2 separate regions of the Homo sapiens genome follow, and region 2 is linked to region 1. The links are chromatin loops, found by intact Hi-C in ENCODE. Cell type or tissue: HepG2. All regions are shown on one strand. Links, peaks and the distances in the headings refer to the core of each region. The heading gives the core; the rest is flanking DNA.

The links. A loop is a pair of places that touch in the nucleus more often than their neighbours do. Peaks named below come from ENCODE experiments on the same cell type or tissue, not always from the same donor. Only the 100,000 strongest peaks of a DNase experiment are listed, where the experiment ranks them.
Region 2: a loop joins it to region 1, with 8 times the contacts of the local background. A loop is called at or near these places in 3 of 110 quality-filtered maps.

The regions. Positions count from the first base shown.
Region 1 is chr3:10,878,098-10,888,901 of GRCh38, reverse strand. All of the region lies in intron 6 of SLC6A11 (solute carrier family 6 member 11), which reads right to left. Among named protein-coding and RNA genes, the nearest start is that of SLC6A11, 67 kb to the right of the region's middle. In HepG2, for the core only: a CTCF peak has its summit at 5,206 (motif pointing right); a DNase peak (open chromatin) is centred at 5,191.
Region 2 is chr3:10,806,509-10,817,312 of GRCh38, reverse strand. SLC6A11 (solute carrier family 6 member 11) reads right to left here and starts at 1,085. Exons shown (of 14, transcript NM_014229.3): 1 at 792-1,085. The coding sequence starts at 1,047. In HepG2, for the core only: no CTCF peak of the experiment used is centred there; DNase peaks (open chromatin) are centred at 3,702 and 4,922.

The DNA of each region.
Region 1 (10,804 bases), core at 2,115-7,114:
CCTGATTAATTTAAAAAGCAAAGCCTGGCATCATGCCTGGCATACAGTAGGTACTCAACAAATATTTGGTGGATGAATAAACATAAGGTGGGCATTCTAACAAAACAGCCTGAGAATACCTGAAGACAGGCACTTGGTTGTTCCTCTTTTGTGCTGGCACAGCTCAGCTCATGACTCTCCAAGGTTCTCACCAGCCCCTGCCGTGGCAACATCTCTCCTCTATGAGACAGCAAAATTCTCAAGGGTGAAAACACCACCATTTCATCCCTGTACTCTCACTGCGTGGCTGGGCCTTGCACACAGTACGTGCACCTTGAATGTTTGCTGACATCTCTTTGAAGTGACTCCACTGTCTCCTTACTGTGTTGATCCTCTTGAACTTCTGGAGGTAGCCAGACAAACTCACACGATGGCACTAGCTCCAGCCACAACTGCCCATAGGCTGTAACATCACAGCTGCCAGACCCCCATGACATTGCAAAGCCTTCTCCATCCTCAGTCAGATTCTTCCTTGCCATACTCCTCGAAACTCAAGGTCATTTGATAGCAGCCTCATTTTCCCCCAATCTGGCTGTATTCTCCAAATTCATTCTATTCGCTTGCCCTTTCTAAACAGCTATAATGTGCTTTTTCACCTAACCTTAACAAATCTGCAAGGAGGAAGGAGATGAGTAAAGGATAAGGCTCTCTCCTCTAGAAGCTTACGAGAGATGAAACTGAGGCTCAGAGAGGGTGAGCCTTCCGCCTAACGTCACACAGTGGAGAATGAAGAGCAGGCATTCACATGCTGCTCTGAAAACTCATACTCTTCATTGATGAGCTTTGCTGAGCCTCTCTCTTATCTGAGTAATCTTCTGAAATTACAGCTCTTTTCATGCCAGTCATCTCTTGTTCAAAAACATTCAATAGCTCTCTCCAGACCAATGAATGAAATCTGAACTCTCTGGCTTTGCAGTCAAGGTTCTTAATGAAGAGGCTTCAGTCTACTGACTTCATCTTATTTCTTATGATTCCCTATCACAAAGTCTATCCTGTAGCTACACTGAACTACAGACCATTTCCTGCATATCTGCAGACTTTCCACCTCTGATCTTTGCTTCTTTCTGAAAAGACTTTTCTTCCTAATCCTGCAGAGATCAAATCAAAGACTGTCTGTTTCAGCAGGGCACGGTAGCTCACACCTGTAATCCCAGCACTTTAGGCTGAGACGGGCAGATCACTTGAGGTCAGGAGTTTGAGACAAGCCTGGCCAACATGGTGAAACCCTGTCTGTACTAAAAATACAAAAATTAGCCAGATGTGGAGGCGCACAGCTGTAATCCCAGTTGCTCAGGAGGCTGAGGCAGGAGAATCACTTGAACCCGGGAGACAGAGGTTGCAGTGAGCCGAGATCAGGCCATTGTACTCCAGCCTGGGTGACAGAGTGAGACTCCATCTCAAAAAAGAAAAAAAAGAAAAGACTGTGTGTTTCATAAAGTCTTTTCCAGGACATGTGACTGAAAATAATGTTGTTCTTCTCTGATTGTCTATGTTCCTTTATCTGAATCACTATATGGCATCCACCATCCATCCATCCATCCATCCATCCATCCATCCATCCATCATCCATTTATCATCCATCATCCATTCATTAACCATCCATCCATTCATCATCCATCCATGCATCTATCTATCCATCTGCCCATTCATTATCCATTTATCATTCATCTATCCATCTGTCCACCTATCATCCATCTACCCATTCATGCATCCATCTATCATCTATCTGTGCATCCTTCCTTCCATCCATCCATCCATCCATCCATCCGTCTGTCTGCCCATCCATCCATCCATCTGTCCATACATTCATCCAGTGCTGACTGGGAGCCTCTCATGCACCAGGCTCTGTGTCAGGTGCTGAGAAGTTCACAGCGGATAAGACAGACAAATTCTTTGCTCACATGGAGATCACTTTCTTAATGGGGATATTAACAATGAACACATCAACAAATAAGCATGAGATTACTTCAGACAGCCATCAGCCCTGTGAATAAAATAAAACAAGGGCTTTGTTAGGTCATAGGGTCTAGGGAGAGATTTTTTTTTTTTTTTTTTGAGATGGAGTCTCGCTCTTGTTGCCCAGGCTGGAATGCAGTGGCATGATCTTGGCTCACTGCAACCTCCACCTCCCTGGTTTAAGCAATTCTCCGGTTTCATCCTCCCCAGTAGCTAGGACTACAGGCACATGCCATCATGCCTGGCTAATTTTTGTATTTTTAGTAGAGATGGGGCTTCATCATATTGGTCAGGCTGGTCCGGAATTCCTGACCTCAGTGATCCACATGTCTTGGCCTCCCAAAGTGTTGGAATTACAGGCATGAGCCACCATACCCAGCCTAGTGAGGGACGTTTGAGCTCATGTGGTCAGAGGTGACCTGACTTTGGAGCTGAGATCTGCAGGATGACAGGGAGCCAGCCACAGGAATATCTCAGGGGAGAGTGATCCAGGCAGAAGTCAGAGCCCTGCAACAGAATTGATCCTGGAATGCCCAAGGCTGTATGGGACAGGGACCAGGCCACAGAGGGCTCCTTGACCATGGCCACGGGGAGCAGTCTTGATTTGAATCCTGAAGCAAGAGGATGCAGCCATGGGGTGGTGAGCAAGGGAGTCGATCTCTGCTTCTGGTCACACCAGAGTAACAGGGATCAGCCCAGCCCTCCTGCCATAGCAACTATTAAAGCAGACAAAATAACGGAAACCACTATTTTCAGGTAGTAGACAATGTGCAGGGCTAGACTGCAATCCTGAGAGATGGGAACCCCTGAGAGGGTTTGCCCATCCTGCTGCTTGGTCACTACTTCCTGACCACCATGCAGAGAGCTGAGTCTGAGCATAGCATGCAGTCTCCCTGGGCAGAGGAGGCAGTGCCAGAGTGAGGACAGTGGGAACAGCTGGAATCCACAGTGGGAGTGCTGGAAAGGGAGCTGTGCACAGAGGGGACCCAGAAGTCCATGTGGAGGCTCTCTGTGAGGCTGGGCTGGCTAGGTGGGACCGCTCAAGGCTCACCAGAGAGCATTGCTACAGAGATGAGTAGAATAGAGACCCTGGAGTCTGGATGCTGATGGCAGGGGGAGGGAGGCAAGGGGATGGGGGCTCCCAACCCTGCCACAGTGGAGAGATCTGGTCAACCCCAAGTTTTCATGCTTGGCACTCAGCTGAGACACAGAAAGACCTCACCATAGGAGCAAGAACCATGTCCTAGGGCAGGGTATCTCAACCTCAGCACTACAGACATCTGGGACCTGATTTTTTTTTTTTTTTTTTATCATGGGGGCTGTCCTGTGCATTGTAAGATGTTTAGCAGTACCCCGGGCTCTACCCACTACATGCTGGTAACATCCCCTAATTGTAACCATCAAAAAATGTTTCTAGACATTACCAAATGTCTCCTGGGAGGTAAAGCTTCCTCAGTTGAGACCCATGCTCTAGAGTCAGAACGACTTTACACTCATCCTAATTAAGTCTAAAGCCAAGCCCTGATGAGATTTATAGGGGAGGCAGAGCTTGGAATCCTATCAAGTCCTATTGAGTTAGAGGGGCTTGGGAACAGTCCAGATTTCTACAGACCTGCACTAAGAAAACAAAGTTGAGCCTACACAAGGTTAAGGTGGTCATCTAGTAATTCAACTACGTAGTATAAAAGATTTTAAAGAAGCTACTATAAATATATAATATAAATGCATTCAAATAATTAAAGGAAAATGCATTCAAAGAACAATGCCAGAAGGTTGTACGATCCAGGATCCCTTTTAACAAGCTCCCTTGGTCTGCCATGTGAGAAAGGGAGCAGCGGTGATCAAGAGGAGATAGAAGCCCACCTTGGAGGTGATTTGATTCTATTCTATTCACTCGGAGGAGGCCGACTTGTGCCTCAGTTGTTCAGGCTGCACTTAACTTAGTATGCTCAACCTTGGTAGATACTCTCAAAGTGGGGGACTGACAAACTAAAGCAGATAAGTGAAGAAAGAATAATCAAATTATAGAATGAATGAATGTCTCAACATTGGGAACCAGGTGAGTAGAACGTTGTCCCAAAGTAGAGGTAACAGGCCTCCCTCTCAGAGGGGCCAACTGGAGGCTGACAAGGTTACCACAGAGAAGATTCCTGCGCTGAATGGAGATTAAAGCTGCCCAAGGCTAAGATTCTAGGATTCTTGCAAAGTTGTCACATAGGTTTGGGATGCTCAGAGATTCCAGAGCCGGAATGCCAGCCCAGGACTGGGCAGGGATAGAGAGAGGTCAGGAAAATCAGACACGACACAGTTTCAGTACCGTATCCCTCACACAGCCAAGTCAGACTCACCTGGGTTCAGCTGCTGGCTGTGCAAGCTTCAGCCCCTCAGAGCCTCAGTCCTCTCATTGGTAGAGCCTTTAAGACACAGGCTTTAAAATTCTCATGACTTATAAGATGATGTAAAAAGACCTCAGGTCCTATCTTATAGGTCATAAGAATTTTACCTATATATAGCATTTAGCTCCTATGTCTAAAATATAATAATTTTCAACTATTTGCTGATTGGATAAATTAAAAGACAAGTTTCTAAAGCACAGTACCTGGCATAAAGTCAGCAATCAATCAATGATAACCAGCATCAGTAGTTTTATGAGTACCCAAGCAGCGTTTCAACCTCCAGGACTGTGGATCATAAGACACTGCTGAAACAGCCAGGAATGAAACAAGAAAAGAATAAACATCCACTACCTTTAAGCGTGCATGATGTTAGATCAGTGATGCATCTCTAATTACAGAGGAATTTACCCTCTGACTGGAAGGAGTACACCTGTCAGGTCAGTTCCAACCTCAGCACCGCCCGGCACCACTGTTGTCATTGGCTTAATCATGTGTCTGTGTCAAGAGACTGTCATTTCCTTGAAGATAAGCGCCATGTGTGATGATCTGATTTTACATTCCAGTGCTTGGTATTAGGAACAATGAAACTAACTCAGGAACAAATACATTGAAAGGAAACCTTGGGGGATTTTCAGTCTCAAGTAGTGGCCCCCACCTCAGTGAGGGCCACTACTTTGCAATATTTTCAAAACCGTATATAATGTCTCTGTGTTGATGTCGATATGGACATTTTTGTTTGAAAGTCCAACAGCCAGAAGGCCCAATCTTCTTTGGGTCCTTGCTTAGAATCAGAGTACACTGCCACCAGGTGGCAGCAATTCCATGGTAACATCTGTGAGGTTCAGCAGGTAGGGTCTTGAACTGGGGTCTTGTTTTCCCTGATTCATCTTTTTGTGGGTTGGGGAGGCAGGGAAGATTTGGTGTTCTGAGGTGCTCTCACAGTGTGGGCATCTTTCATCCCAGCTCCAGAGTTTGGACGCCTTAGTCTCAGGCTCCAGTTCCCTGCACAGAGGAGGTGGATCTGGGGAACTGGTGCACCAGTGCCCGGAGAAAGCAGACCCCACCATTTGGATCTGTGACAGGCCTTTCTGTTCTTGCCCTGAAAACACACACTTGAAACACAATGATGAGTGAGAGGAGCGGGAATCTGGGGCAGGAACAATGTGATTTCTTGCAAGATCCCCTCAGCTCCCCAAAGACTGAAAAGACAGAAAGTAAAATTTTGAGGGCAAAAAATGGAGTGGAAGCACTTCACACTTCAGAGAGAACACGGGGCTGACAGTGAAGACCAACAAATGTTTAGAAAATTATAACAGACCACGGAATGCAAATTGCTGGGGGACAAAAGCGGCAAGCTGCTGTGTCGCTTCAAGTTCTTGACGAGAAACTTAATTTACTGGATCCACAATAAAGGTCCTCGGTTCCAAGTTCAAAGCGCCCCCCCACCTCCCCGCCCCCCGCCCCCTTGGGCTGTGGGGCCCTGACTCGTCCTGCCCAGAGCTGGCAAGGTGGAGGCAAAAATGAGGACTGCCACCGGTGTTCCAGAGCTCTTCTGGCTCCCAGGCCCTAGGCTGGGTGCCAGAAGGGAAACGTGGAGGTGCTCTGGGCCTCATGTGCACACTTGCCCCACTGCCTCCCTGTGCGGCCGATATTCTTACCCACAATGCACAGGTGAGAACCTGGAGCCCAGAGAGGTCAAGGGGCAGGCTGTTGGTCACCATCTGGCCAGTGGCAGCAGAGTGACTCCCATTTCCTCGCCTCCACACCAGATCCCACTACACCAAGAATACCGCTTTCTGAAGAGCACACTCACAACTGCAACCGTAACGCAAAAGAACACAGGCTGTACTAGAAATTGTTCTTCCTTCTGTCTTTCCTTCCTTCCTTTGTTCACTTGTTTGGTCCTTCCTTCGATTCATTCAAAAAATATCTCCTGAGCCCTTCCTGTGTTGCAGGGACTGTTCCAGGTCTGGAGATTGAACAGGGCAAGTAACAGATAAATTCTCCACCTGCATGGGGCGTACATCCTAGTGGGTGGAGAACGGTGATGCAAACTGAATGGCATCTGCGATGGTGATGAGTGCAAGCTGGGAAGACAGATGAGATGCACCAGGAGCACGTGGGGTGGTGGTAAGATTTTAAATAAGGTGGTTGGGACCTTCATTGTGACTGCACCGGTCGGGCGGGCACCCCGTTAGACTTTCAAACAATTTTCACACTTCTCTCTCTTGATCAGTGGAGAAGCTATTCTCCCCACTTCTGCATAAAGAGCAGGAAAGTAAAATGGCTCCCAAGGCTCCAAAGAAGGAGTAGAAATGACTTGCTGTGCCGTCTCAGCCCTCAGGTTTCCTGGCTGAGCTCTTTTCACCCTTTCTGGCTTTACTGGCCGGGAGGGAGGACGAATGGGGCCACCATGAAGGCAGCCACAGCCACCCAGCTCAACACTTTATCAGCCTTCATGCAGAATCCCTGCTGCCCACATGTGGAGGGGCAGGAGCACCCTCCCAGGGAACGTCCTTGTATAAGGCTGGAAGCTGGAGTCCAGAGCTTTGTACCAGTCAGACGCCCTGTGTCCCCTTTAGAAATGTAAATGACACAGCAAATAGGCATGTCTGAGCCCCTTGTAATCCTGAGGGAAGGGGAGCTGGGAATCAGTCTGGAATTAATGGAGATCCTGGATCATGGACGGGCCACAGGGCTAAACTGGGGCTCCTCATCGCTCTGGTGGGGATGTGGGCAGAAGAGTATCCTCTGGGGTGGGAAGGTGCCAACGGACTCTCCTCTACCTGCTGACCTGCACGTGCCCACTTGTCCTGGCCCAGGCCCAGGCTTCATGAACCCCACACATGTTTGCAGAGAAGTGAACTCTGCTGATAACATGCCATCCCCACGGTTATTACTGGAGCACGATGGCAGGCTGGCCCTTCACAGAGCCACAAGAGACAAGGCAATTTTGGGGTTCTAACGCAAGGTACACAAGCTAACAGCCCTCCTGACTTTCCCAGTGGACCTTTCCAGGAAGTTCCTAGAAAGGCAAGAGAGGGAAAGTGATGGTATAAATGCAGCCACTCTACTTTACTTACTTATTTATTTTTGAGACGGAGTCTCGCTTTGTCCCTCAGGCTGGAGTGTAGTGGCGTTATCTTGGCTCCCTGCAACCTCCACCTCCCAGGTTCAAGCAATCCTCCTGCCTCAGCCTCCAGAGTAGCTGGGATTACAGGTGTGTGCCACCATATCTGGCTAATTTTTATATTTTTAGTAGAGACGGAGTTTCACCATGTTGGCCAGGCTGGTCTCAAACTCCCAACTTCAAGTGATCTGCCTGCCTCAGCCTCCCAAAGTGCTGGGATTACAGGGGTGAACCACTGTGTCCAGCCTAAATGCAGTCACTTTAAGCCCACTCTAATGTATAAAAGGCACAAGTCGTTCACAGGCTCTGGTACTCAGATGATTACCAACAACAATTTGCTACTCCTTCTCAACAGACTAAGAATGGAGGAGAACTTCTGGTCTCATCCAACCACACTTCCTTCTTCTTCTAGGGAGGGAACCCCAGAAGAGGTGAGACTCCACCCTTTCCCATCAGACTGCATGCTCCCTGGGGACAAGGAGGCTCTTACTCATTCTACATGCTGAGTAGCTGGCACAGGTGGGGCTGCAATAACTACCAGTAGAACAAATTAAGGAAGGGTTGCTGGGCTCTGGTGATAGATGAATGGGACACATGTTTGTTGTAATCCCTGCCATCCTGGAGTCCATAGACTAGGAAGGACTCCCCACCAAGTGCTCATTTCACCCCCTCCTGGCCCTCAGTCCACCTGAGCTCACCCTCATCCTCCAAGGGACTAGATGGAGCAGCCCTGGGGACCAACGGGGCTCAGAGGCTGGAGACCTGAAAGTATCCTGGAGCTCAGCCTGAGGCTCAGCCCTCTGACTCCCCGCAGGCTTCTCTTCCTCCCCTAATCACCTCTCCTTCCTATTTCCTATTTCTCCACTTGTGGGAGAGATTTTACTGGCTATAGAGTCACCCACTTAAATTTCTCATAGCTGCAAGAGGCCTGAATACTGCAACTGCTGGATTATCCCAAAGACACAAAGGTGCCCATGCTCCCAGACTAGCCCAACAGCCAGGCCTAGGGACACTATCTGGGAACTTTTCTTCGTGGTGCAATTTGAACTGCAGGATCATTTCCAGAAGTACAGGAAAACTAAGGATCATTTTCAGAAAACAAACAAATAATGTGGACTTGCTAAGAGGACAACACTACAAAGAGATACAAGATGGAAACTTTCACTGACTTCCTGATAAAATACTTCCAGTCGACCCCTCTTCCTAATCTACTCTTCCTAACTTTGGGAGCTGTGCCTCAGTTGTCTGTAGGGTGACCATGTGGCTATGGAAGTCCTAAGACTAGCTTAGGATGTTTCTCTACCGCCACAGCACTGTGCCTCAGATGTTGGCCAGCCACCTTCCACCTGCACTACATTTGTCATGTCCATGCTTTTTTTAAATATTTTTTGAACATTTGCCTTTAAATTAGCCTCACTTTTAATCACATATATGACATATATGTGTATGTATGTATGTACAGGTTGAGTATGTCTAATCTGAAAATCTGAAATGCTCCAAAGAGCTCCAATGCTCATTGAAGCATTTCCTTTGAGAGCCATGTCGGTACACAGAAGGTTTCAAACTTTGGAGCACTTAGGGATACTCAACCTGTATATATATGTATGTATGTATATATGTGTATGTATGAGATCATACATATCATATATATAGTCTCATTCTAGCAATAATAGCAATAAAGCCATGATTTTGATATGGTTTATGTCCCGGTTTTATTCCTAATGCCTATAAACATACATACATAATTCAAAAGAAAAAATATTCCTCCATGACTGGGCCATCAAACTTAACCTTCAAGGCCATTGGCTGGGGCAGGCGGGTGCAACCTGTGATTGAGGGAGGAGGGGACATGGCCCCCTAGAGGCTAGGAGCCTTCCTCAAGGTCATATCACCACTGGCAGAGAGCAGGAATGGAAACCAGTGCTTCTTGCTTCTTCATGGGCTGGGTATTCACAAATGGGGACAGTTGGAATTAGGCCACACTGGGCTTCTTCCTGCAGCATACCCCAGCTGCCAAAACACACCAACATACATGGGGTTTTGTTTTCCTTTCCCTCTTGGGGTCGCGATCCTTATTTATGCCACAGAAAATCAGCAGTTACTTTTTGGGGACATAGTTGCTTTTGGGACACACACAAACACACATACACACTTCCTAGCCATCGCTGACAGAGAATCAAAAAACATTACAGCTCACGGATTTGGTGATCTGGAGGTTATTAGACTTTTTGTTAAAGAGAACCTTCTTGTGAAAAATGAAAATAGCCCTTACTCCTATCATTCAACAAACATTTAAGGAACACCTACTGTGTACCAGGCATTGAGCTCATCAGGGACTGAGGATACAATGGTAGGAAAGGCAGATACAGACCTTGCTCCCAAGCTGCCTTCTCAGCCAGTGGCCACCCTGTGGAAAACTGTCAATGCCTACAATAATCTCTGACACAGAGTAGGCACTCAGAAAATACCTGTTCAACAAGTAAATGGACATTGAACAAATAAAGATCACACACAATTATATACACACATAAATATCTTACTGTAAATATATAGGATATGTAGGTGCTTTGGAAAATAAGTATGGGGTGCTGGGGGTGGTGCATGGTGGGCAATCAGAAAAGACTTGCCTGAGAAAGTGATGTTTAAACTCAGTCCTAAAGGATGAGTGGGCCAGGCACGGTGGATCACGCCTGTAATCCCAGCACTTTGGGAGGCCAAGGTGGGTGGATCACGAGGTCAGGAGTTTGAGACCAGCCTGGCCAACATGGCAAAACCCCATCTCTACTAAAAAAAAAAAAAAATACAAACATTAGCCAGGTGTGGTGGAGCACTCCTGTAATCCCAGCTACTCAGGAGGCTGAGGCAGGAGAATTGCTTGAACCTGGGAAGCGGAGGTTGCATTGAGCCGAGATCACACCACTGCACTCCAGCCTGGATGACAGAACAAGACCCCATCTCAAAAAAAAAAAAAAAAAAGGATGAGTGGATGGTTGGTCAGTCAAGTTGGGGAAGGACAGTCTGGGGAAGAAAGAAGGAGTGTTTCCAGCAGAGAAACAGCATATGTGAAGGCCCTGGGGTAGAAAGGCCATGTCTACTGGATGCCCAGAGAGGAGGTCAATACCTGGAATGAGCTGAAAGAGGGGGAGAGTAGTAGGGGACGCAGCCAGGAGGCAGCTCACAGAGGACAGTAGGGACCCCACCATTTGGATCTTATTCCAAAGACCACAGGGAATCCCAGGAGAATTTAAGCAAAAGAGGTGCCCATTGGATTTACATTTCAAAA
Region 2 (10,804 bases), core at 2,996-7,995, 72 kb after region 1:
ATCTCTATGCAGAGCATCAACATTAAACCAGTATTGCTGTTTGTCGTGGGTGACTCTCAGACCCGTAAAATAAACTGTTCGTTGTCAATTCTTCCACCAGAGGGGCCCCAAATATTGGCCCTAGAAATGGGCTTAAGAGCAGACGAAAGACTAGGCAGGAAACCATAGAGCAATGCCTCGCCTAAAAGTTCTCCCTGTTGTGAGTCCAGTCCCAGTTTAAAATAGGGCCTTTGACATCAGAATCTCATCTTTATTTTTGGTCGAGTGAGACTTCTCTGACCCTCAGTGTCCTCACCTGCAAAATGGGTAGACCCCTGCCTACGAAAGTGACTGAGAGGATGAGATGAGATGATATGGTCAAAGGTGCTCGGCACTTCAGTAAGCGCGCAAAAACTGAGACCACTTTGATCATCAGGAGTCCCTTCCCCACAGGCCGTTTTCCCAGTTAGGAAAGCTGAGGCTCCAAGGGGCCAAGTGCCCGAAACACCAGGGCGCCTACCCAAAGCAAGGGCTCCCTGGCCTCGGTCTGCATCTCATGCTGGGGACAGAACGCGGGCAAGTCCCCGCGCTGGCAGGTGGAACCCTCAGGTGCGAATTGGCACGTGCGCGTGCGCACTGGCACAGGTGGGCCGCGCTCCGGGGCGAGCTCACACGCGAGGTGCCTGGAGTCGAGGTTCTCCGCTCGGGTTCCGCTCCACGCAGGCGCGGGAGGGGGTCTCGCGCTCGCCCCTGGCTCCCCGCCCCCACCGGGCGGTTGGCGCCCCCTCCCCTTCTCCTCACTATCACCTCACCTCCTCCGTTCTTGTAGCACAGGTAGGGGAAGCGCCACACGTTGCCCAGCCCAATGATCTCCCCGGCCACGCTCAGCACGAACTCCACCTTGTTGTTCCAGTGGCCGCGCTCGTGGACCGCCTTGTCGCGCTTGACGCGCGGGTGGCGCGCGGGCGCCGCGCCCCCGCTGCTGCAGCCGCCACCCGGCGCCTCGGACTCCCGCGCCTCCTCAGCAGCCTTCCCATTGCCCAGGGGCAGCGCCTTCTCCGCCGTCATGGCCGCGCTGGCTGCCTCGTGCGCCGGCCCGGCTCTGCGCCGCCGCCCCGGGCGAGCTGGCTTTTCAGGAGGCGCGAGCGGGCGGGAGGGGGAGGCAGGGGGTGGAGCTGAGGGACCGGGCCAGACCAGCGCGGAGACTGGGACTGGGACGCGCCGCGGAGGCCCGGCCCGCAGGGCGCCCACGCCACCTCAGCCCGGCTGGGCCCGGGAGCCCGCGAGCACCTTGAGCGCGCGGAGCCCCTGCAGCGCCCGTCCTTCCCGCGGCCCTGCCCACTGGCCTGCTGGGCCAAGAGTGGAAGCGCCCATTCCGGCCTAGGCCGGCTCCACTCACCAAACCCCAAAGTTCTACCACCGTCCATAACCTTCAAATGCTTGGGCCTCGGTTTCCTGTTTCTAATAAGAGGAATGGGCTCTAGACCAGACTTCTCCAACTTGAACTACACACCAGACACCTGCGGGTCTTGTTTAAACTACACATCACGGTCTAGTAGGTCGCAGTAGGCTGAAGAGCCTGCGTGTCTGACTACCTCCCCAGGGACGCTGATATGTCTGGTCCAGGGACCACACCTTGAGGAAAAGGCAGTAAATGAATTCGTGGCTTCTTCCCAGCCCTAGACACTCTGCAGGTCTTGTTCATACTGGTGTCCGCAGCTCTCAACATAGTCAGGACCGTGTGGCAGTTAAGTGCTTGCGTCTGGAAACAGGTGAATCTAAGTTGTGTGATTTTGGCCAGTCATCTGATCCCTCTGTGCCTCAGTTTCCTGATCTGCAAAAGGTAATATCAGTAGTATCTTGTAAGTTTTAATGTAGGGGATGGATTTTTAGGTAAAAGGTTATTAAGAAATGCTTATAAAGGTCTTGATACCTTGAAAGTGCCCAATGAACATTACCCATTGTTAGTATTATACAATATGTAGACCTACACACATTTGTCCATCTTCTTGTATAATATTTGTCTCCTCACTTAGTTGTAAGGATGATATACACTGTCCTGTTCATTATAATAGCAACATAACCTAGCACAAGACTTGGTGCATAGTATGTGCTCAATAAATGTTTGTGGCTAGAGAGGAAGGGAGGAAGGTAGGAAGAGGAAAAGGGGAAGAAGGAAAGACTATTAAGCTGCTGGGGGCCACAGAGATGAACACTTCCACCTCTTCCATTGCACAGGCCTGGAAAAGTCCAGCCACATTGAGCCCCCACCAACCCTACTCTCCATCTGTCCCTCGGAGCTCCCTCTGGAGCTCTCTTAGGGACAGGCTCCTTGCTTTGAAGCCTTCAAACTCCTGCCTTCCGCTTCTCCTTTCATTCTGGCTCACAACTGCTCAAGTCGCTCCCAACCTCCATCTCCCCAGAAAGCCCTTCCTTCCACCATCTTCCCGTTTCCCCTCCCCCCACTATCATATTTCTTGAAAGAGTAAGTTGACAGGCTGCCAGCCCTGTCTTTACCTCCCACACGTTCCTTGGCCCACAGCAATCTGGCACCCACCCCCACCACTCCTCTGAAAATGCTGTGAAGTCCCGGACGCCCTCTCAATTTGGCAAATTCTACGGTTCCTTTTCCATCCCTATCCTGCCTGGCCTCTAGGTAACTTTCTGCACCATTGCTCCCTCCTTTGCTTCTTAAAATTCCCACTGGTGTGGTTTTCTTGGCATTGCCTGGCGCAGCTACCATTTCTCTCCCTGCTTCTCTGGTTCTCCTTTCTCTCTCCTTAAATTCAGCCTTTCTCATATCTTGAACCACTGAACTAAATGTGGGTGCCTCCCAAACCTCTGTCCCCATGTGCTGCCTAGGTTATGTTTAAAAGCAAAGATCCTGCGGTGTTCAGGGTGAGACTATACTGAATTCAGATGGATGTGGCTTTGCATTCAAGCTCTGCCCCTTAGGTGCTCTGTTACCTCTTTGCCTCATGCTTCTCACCTGTTAAGTGGGCTTCACATGAGTTCTGACCTCACAGGGTGGGTGTGTGGGTTAAAAGCCTCAGTAGGAGCTCTGTGAACAGTAGCTATTATTGTTGTTTATTATTATTTTTTAAAAGATGGAGTCTCACTCTGTCACCCAGGCTGGAGGTGCAATGGCACAATCTTGGCTCACTGCAACCTCCACCTCCCAGGTTCAAGCGATTCTCCAGCCTCAGCCTCCCGAGTAGCTGGGATTACAGGTGCCCACCACCACACCCAGCTAATTTTTGTATTTTTAGTAGAGATGGGGTTTCACCATGTTGGCCAGGCTGGTCTTGAACTCCTGACCTCAGGTGATCTGCCCGCCTCAGCTTCCCAAAGTGCTAGGATTACAAGCGTGAGCCACCACACCTGGCCAGTAGCTATTGTTTTTATTGTGAGGAGGAGGAGGATGGTTAGTTCATTCCCTTGCTTAAAAGCCCTAATGGGAGGCCAACAACCTGGCCAGTAGCTATTGTTTTTATTGTGAGGAGGAGGAGGATGGTTAGTTCATTCCCTTGCTTAAAAGCCCTAATGGGAGGCCAACATAGCAAGACCCTATCTTTAAAATTAAAAAAAAAAAAATACTTAGCCAGACGTGGTAGTGCACACCTACAGTCCCAACTACTCAGGAGGCTGAGGCAGGAGGATGGTATAAGCTTGAACTCCCCCAGGAGTTCTAAGCTGCAGTGAGCCATGATCATGTCACTGCATTCCAATCTGGACTATGGCACAAGACCTTGACTGCAAAAACAAACAAAAAAACCTTCATTGGACTTCCTTTTCCTACAGGATAAAACCAAATTCCTGGCCCTAATATTCAAAATTCCCCCTCAATCAAATTGTCCCAGCCTTTCCTTCTACCATTTTTGAATGCCATTTTTCTCCCACACTAAGACTTCGTTATTTTTATTTTCTTTTTGATGATCCTCAATGCTGTGTATAGAATGGGCAATAAAGGAAGGAATTTTTCTTTGACCTCAATGATCTTACACAGAGTAGGCACATAAGTAGCTAGGAGTCTATTTGTTAAACGAACAAGTACATCAAAAGTTAGACATATTCCTGGCCAGGCATGGTGGCTCACGCCTGTAATCCCAGCACTTTGGGAGGCCAAGGCAGGCGGATCACGAGGTCAGGAGATCAAGACCATCCTGGCTAACACGGTGAAACCCCATCTCTACTAAAAATATAAAAAATTAGCTGGGCGTGGTGGCAGGCACCTGTAGTCCCAGCTACTTGGGAGGCTGAGGCAGGAGAATGGCGTGAACCCAGGAGGCAGAGCTTGCAGTGAGCCGAGATCATGCCACTGCACTCCAGCCTGGGCTACAGAGCGAGACTCCGTCTCAAAAAAAAAAAAAAAGTTAGACATATTCCTGAATCTTACTATTGCAATATTAGGCTGTCACTCCAGAATCTGTGCAAAGCTCCTTTGAAACTAATTACATTTTCGCTTTGTGCTGGTGCTCAGCATAATTAGCTCCAGGAATTGACTTCCTCTGAGCAGCTGTGATTCTACCAGACCTGCTTGGGAAGTAACACTGAACCAGCATGAGAGGGCTGAAGCTGGCCATCATCTGGTCTGGGACCCAGGCCCAGTTCTGCTGATGGATGGTTCTGTGGTGTTGGATACATCGCCCAATCTCTAAGCTCTGGTGTCCTCGTTTCACTCAAATGAGCACAATTATTCCCATGTTCCAGGGTGGTCATCAAGGCAAAATGAGATCACACTCAGGGAAGAACGTTGTACAAATACTGATGTTGCAAACTCACCTCTCAGGTTTGAATGGTTCCCTTTGTAAAAGTTAGCCAGGTCAATTTCCTATTTGAATTTAGTAAGTAAATATTTAAAGTCCATCTCCTTGGTTATTTTATGGCCCTTAAAAAGCCTTGATCTTTTTACTCTGTCCTTATCCAGAAGAGCCCACATCCACTTCATCATTGCAGGACCTCATCTCTAGACCTTTGCCACTTCATCATTTCTTTGTTGAGGGACAGTGGGCTGAAGAGCACACACTGTCTGTGGGGTCGATATACAGGGATTGGGACACAAATGGGACACACATCTTATCCCCAGGGCTGGCCCTGATGCAACAGAGCACAGTGGGTAAGAATGTTGGTTCTGCAGTCACACTGCCTGGTTTCAAAGCCAACTCCAAATGACCTTGGAAAATGACTTCATGTCTCTGAGTTTTCATTTCCTTATCTGTAAAATCAGGGTAGTAGTAGTATCTACCTTTTAGTTGTCATGAGGATTAAGTGGGTTAGTATTTGTAAAGCACTTGGATTTGTGCCTGATATAGACATGTTTGTTATAAGCAGTCTTCAGGGGACAGAAATGTCATAACTCCCTTATTCCTTTCTTGGGGCAAGCACTCAATGTCTTCCATCTTCTGGAAACAGCAGCTGCTGTCCTGAGGCTCATTTAAACTTCAGCATTGCTCATTCATTCATTCATTCACCAAATGCTTTGGTTCTTTTTTTTTTTTTTTTTTTTTTTTTTTTTTTTTTTTTTTTTTTTTTGGATTTTCAGTAAAGATGGGGTTTTACCATGTTGGCCAGGCTGGTCTCAAACTCCTGACCTCAAGTGATCTGCCTGCCTTGGCCTCCCAAAGTGCTGGAATTACAGGCGTGATCTACCATGCCCGGCCTTGCTTTGGCTCTTTAATTATTTTCCAGATGCAATATCAGTCACTAGGGAGCAATACCAAGTATAAGGCCCACCTCAATGGTATGCTAGAGCTGGCTCAGACTAGCTCATGACAGCTGATTATTGCGTTTTCAGGGATTTTGCATGGCGCCATTGTTGGTGTCTTGAAATCTTCCACGGTGGTTGTATTTACACTGTGGGAATTTGCAAGTGCCACAGATCAGCCCTATGCACCCCAGCCAGTGTGCAAGCCCCATTGCAGGATGGCGGCAGAGGTAGAAGTTAACCAAGCCATCACAGAAATGAAAGTTAGAGGTGCTGGGCGACGTACAAGGGAAAGGGCTGCATTGCTATAGAGCTTGTAACCCAGCAATCTGGCCTTGGCAAGGAGAAAAAGGAGAGGTCCCTGAGCAAGTGACAGATGAGCAGGAGCCTGAAGGGAGAAGAACAGTGAACTGGACAAGGAGGGTCTGGGGTTCTGGAGGATGCTCGCCAGTGTGAAGGCTGGAGAGCATGGTGTGGAACAAGATGCGCTTGAAGGTGAAGCATTTTTAGCAGTGGGTGCCATGAGAGCACATTCACATTGTAGAAAGGTGACTTCTGCCGCAGTGTGAAAAGTAGATTATAGGGTGGGGTGGTGGTCGGGGGGCGGTGAAGGAGCTACCGCACTGGTCCAAGCAAGAGGTGATGGCAGCTTAGACTGGAGAAAGGAGAGTGATACTGAAGGCTAAACTCACAGGACTTGACTAGGTCTGGATATGAGGGTGAGGGGAGGGAAGATGTCAAGAACATCTCCTGGGTTAGTAGAGCTACAGCAGCCCATCGAGAGGGTAAAAGTCTCCCTCCACTTTGTGCCAATGCACCCACAGTTGTCTCACTTAGGGTGTGATAAACCAGAACCACTGGGTCAGTGGACTGTCTTCAGATGTGTAGATGGCTGCTAAACCAAAAGCCTACATGGCGAACCAGAATTGGAGAGGAAGCAGGAAGGAGTTAGATGCCAGGAAGAACTTCCTACAAGTCATTCAGTGACAGAATAATCTGCCCCAGGCATGGTGAGCCACACGGGAGAGGTAGACTTAGAAGCTGGGCTGTCATAGCCTAAGGCAGGGATACCATGAGGGGACTTCCCAGTCACTAGAGTCTGATATGGGATTTCTGAATCATGAGAGTCTGCAATTGTAATGTTCTGTAAAACCCTTATCTTGTTACTACCACCAGACTTTTTCTAGTAGGTTTGCACGTATGATCCCAATTCTTCACCCTTCCCTATATGCATGCCATCTGCCATGTAACTTTGCAGCGCCCCCGGCAATACACAAGTTCAGCCATATGACTTGCTTTGGCCAGTAGAATGAGGCAGAATTGATACACTGATATGTGTCAATCCCAAGCCTTGTGTTCTTCGACTTCTGCCATGACCACAGAAGGATGTCCCCAGGTCAGTCTGCGGGTCCAAGAGGAAAACTAGATACACACAGAGTAGAATGGCCCCAGCTGAGATGCCCCCAGGAAATCCCAGACTAATGCAGAGGCCTCACCAGACTCAAAGACGTATGAGCAAACCCAACCCACATCAGCCAACCTCCAGCCTCATGACTTACAAGCTACAATAATAAATGTCTGCTGCTTTGAGCCACCAAGTATTGGCTTCTGCTCATGCCCTTCCCCTTTCTGAAAGCTCCTCTCTGCTTATCAGATATAACCCATCCTCTTAAGCCCGGGTTAATGCTTACCTTCTGGATGAATTCTAAAATGATTTCTCTACCCTCTCAACTCTCAGGGCTCCTTGATGACAGTAATGCCCAAGATGAAGCATCATTTTGCAACCTTTACATACCCAGATTTAGGAGCTACCCTGGCCAGGTAACTGTAGAAACATTTCTTCCTTTGATGCCCTCAGTGCTGATTCGGGACATGATCTTTTTACTGTTAGGGCCAGAATCAAGATGGAAGGATGGGGCGACCTCTCCTGGTAACATGTCCTTTCCTTTACCCATTGGCAATCTCCTAAATTTTTACACCATATACTCATCTTCTGCCACAATGCCTAAGACATTTCTTTGAAAGAATAAAATACTATAAGAACTGCCCATTTTGTTCCACTGAAATATTTGGATGAGTGAACATGAACAGGTGATAATTCTATTTGTATACTATTTCTATTTGTAGTAGCGAATTATTGTTCCCAACTTCTCACTCCCTCATAATCATATTCTACATCCTCACTCCTGCTGTGGCCCATGGTCGACAGACTTTGCTTCTCCAGACCTTGACTTTGGGCTCAGCCATATGACTCACTTTGGCCAAGCAGAGGTTTGAAATGTGCTTGCATAGTTGGGCTTGCCCCCTTATCTGCCTACATTACTGTGGGAAGAACACTCTTCACTTAGCTGCTGCCTCTCCAGACTGGGCCCCAAAAGGAGATAATGGAGCAGAGATGACTTAGCCAAAACTTCAGATCCATAGCCTGAAGTAGAGCTGCCTCAGCCAACCTACAATCACAGGAATGAGAGATAAATGCTCATTGTTATTTGCCACTGAGATTTCGAGATTGTTACGCAGTACAGCTGACTGATACACTTAGCACAGCCTGTGCTTAGGCCCTCATGTACCCTGTCTCTATTATGCTGCACAGCATTATGGGGTAGGGGTGGTAATATCTTTACAGATAAAGAGACTGAAGCTTAGGTTGAGCAACTTGTCCAAAATCACACAGTGGAGCCAGAATTCAAGCCCAGTTCTCTGACTTATACTCTACATCCTAGAGGGTCCCACTTCAGTCCTCTTCTAGCCAGAAGAGGTTTCACCCACATGAAGTTTGTCTTCCCTAATTGATTTAAGTAGAAAATAGATGGAACAAAGGGGAAGTTCATGTCCTTTTTTTTATCTGAGGGGAAAAGCCCAAGAATGTCAGCTTAAAACTTTATCATTGGGCTGGGCACGGTGGTGGCTCATGCCTGTAATTTCAGCACTTTGGGAGGCTAAGGTGGGAGGATTGCTTGAGCCCAGGAGTTAGAGACAAGCCTGGGCAATATTGTGAAATATTTTTATTTTGTTTTTAAAAATAATCTTTGTGTCCTGGATGCTAACCTGGGAAGAAAAGCCCCTATGTGGGCCCTGTTTCTGTGAGAGAATGCTTTCCAAGTTCCAAAACACTGAGTTTATACTTGGCCTTTGTGCTACAGTTCTTCTGGATGTGGGCAGCATCTGTGTGTGTGAATGCACACAGTTCCCTCTGTTCTGAGCTTCCCTCTGTTTAATCTCCTTGATATCCTGGCTCAGATGTCTAAAGTCAGTGGTCTGTCATAGATGTTCACCTACAGGTAGGCTTTCAGGACCATTGCATCCAGCCACACAGGCTGTGCATGCTCAGCTCCAGGGACACCATTCACATGGTCACTCTGCAGTGCCCCCTGGAGTTGTGCAACAGGGGGACCCTGAGCCCCATATTATAGGTCAAAACTGCCCTTAGGTCATTCAGCTGGTAAACTGCCCTGCCACCCTTGTGAAATTAATCATGTATTTCTTGATGATTATAAGCCCATCAGCTTCAGATGTACAGTGCCTTGTAGCTGTATATCAAGGCCCAAACATTTCTTAGAGAGGATCGTAAACTAAGAACCGAACAACTGTTAAAGCTACATACAGCCCCAAATCATAACTGCTTGGTTCAGAGTCTCTCTGGAAACAATAATACCCTAAGCAATATTTTCTACCACTTTCTTTATTGTGACCCATCACACACACACACACACACACACACACACACACACACACACACACACAGACACACACACAATAATGGGGGAACTTTAAAAGAAATTTTCCTGGTAATCTAATACCTTCATCTCAGAGCAAGCCCCCAGTTGCCCCTAAAACCAGCAATGACTATTGTGTGTCTACCATGTGCCAAGCAATGTGCTATGTGCTGGTGGCTCAGAAATGGTTTTGGCCTTTCAGTGACATTAAAAAGATAATAAATGTAACTAACCTGTACAATGTGCACATGTACTCTAGAACTTAAAGTATAATAATTTAAAAAAAAAGATAATAAGCTGGTATGGCAGGCACTCAAACAGAGATGGGTACGGGGTTCTGTGAGGACACAGGGAAAAAGGGAAACCCTCCTTCTGGGGGATTGCATAAGACTTTGGGGGCAAGGTAACATGTAATACTAAACCCTTGAATTATGAGTGGGGAAAGGAGAGAAGGCTATTCCAGGCAGAGGGAACAGTGTAGGCACCAGATATGGGAAAGTGCCTGGTGGGCTTGAGGGCATCAAGTACCTAGAACATGTGGTTACTAGGTGCTTTAAATGTGGCTGGTCCTAATGGAGCTGTATAAAACACAGTCTAGATTTTGAAGACTTGGTATTTTTTAAAAGAATGTAAAATGTCTCATTAATATTTTAATAATGATTACATATTGAAATGATATTTTGGATATATTGGGTTAAATAAGTAAATTAATCTCATTGTTTTCTTCATATTTTTAAAAGTGTGGCTCCTAGAATACTTTAAATTACTACTAGGGACTGAATTGCATTTCCCTAAAATTCATATGTTGAAGCCCTAACTCCTAGTACCTGAGAGTGTGACTGTGTTTGGAGATAGGACCTTTAAAGAGGTGATTAGGGTTAATGGAGGACTCCATCCAATAGGACTAGTGTCCTTATGAGAAGAGGAAGAGACAGTGATGTGTGTGCCCAAGGGAAAGGCCATGTGGGGACACAGGGGAAGGTGGCCACCCATAAGCCACAGAGAGAGGCATCTGAAGAAGCCAACCCTGCTGACACCTTGATCTAGGACATCCAGCCTCCAGAACTGTGGGAAAATAAACTTCTGTTGTTTAAGTCATCTAGTCTGTAGCATTTTTGTTATAGTCACCCTAGCAAGCTAAGAATACTACTTATGTGACTCATGTTATATTTCAATTAATGGGGATCAATCTGGAAAAGTTGGGGCACTAGAAGGCAATAAATTCAGATTTGAGCCTTTTGTTCAGCTATGGGATGAAATGAGCCTGTGGACCTGCCTGATGTGCCACATGACTCACAAAACCCACCACTTGCTGCTATGTGAGCCCTGGCATCTTCCCACTCTTACATTCCCTGTGCAGTCTCTGAAGCATCCGTGGCTTTGACCCTGACACCTATGTGGTTGT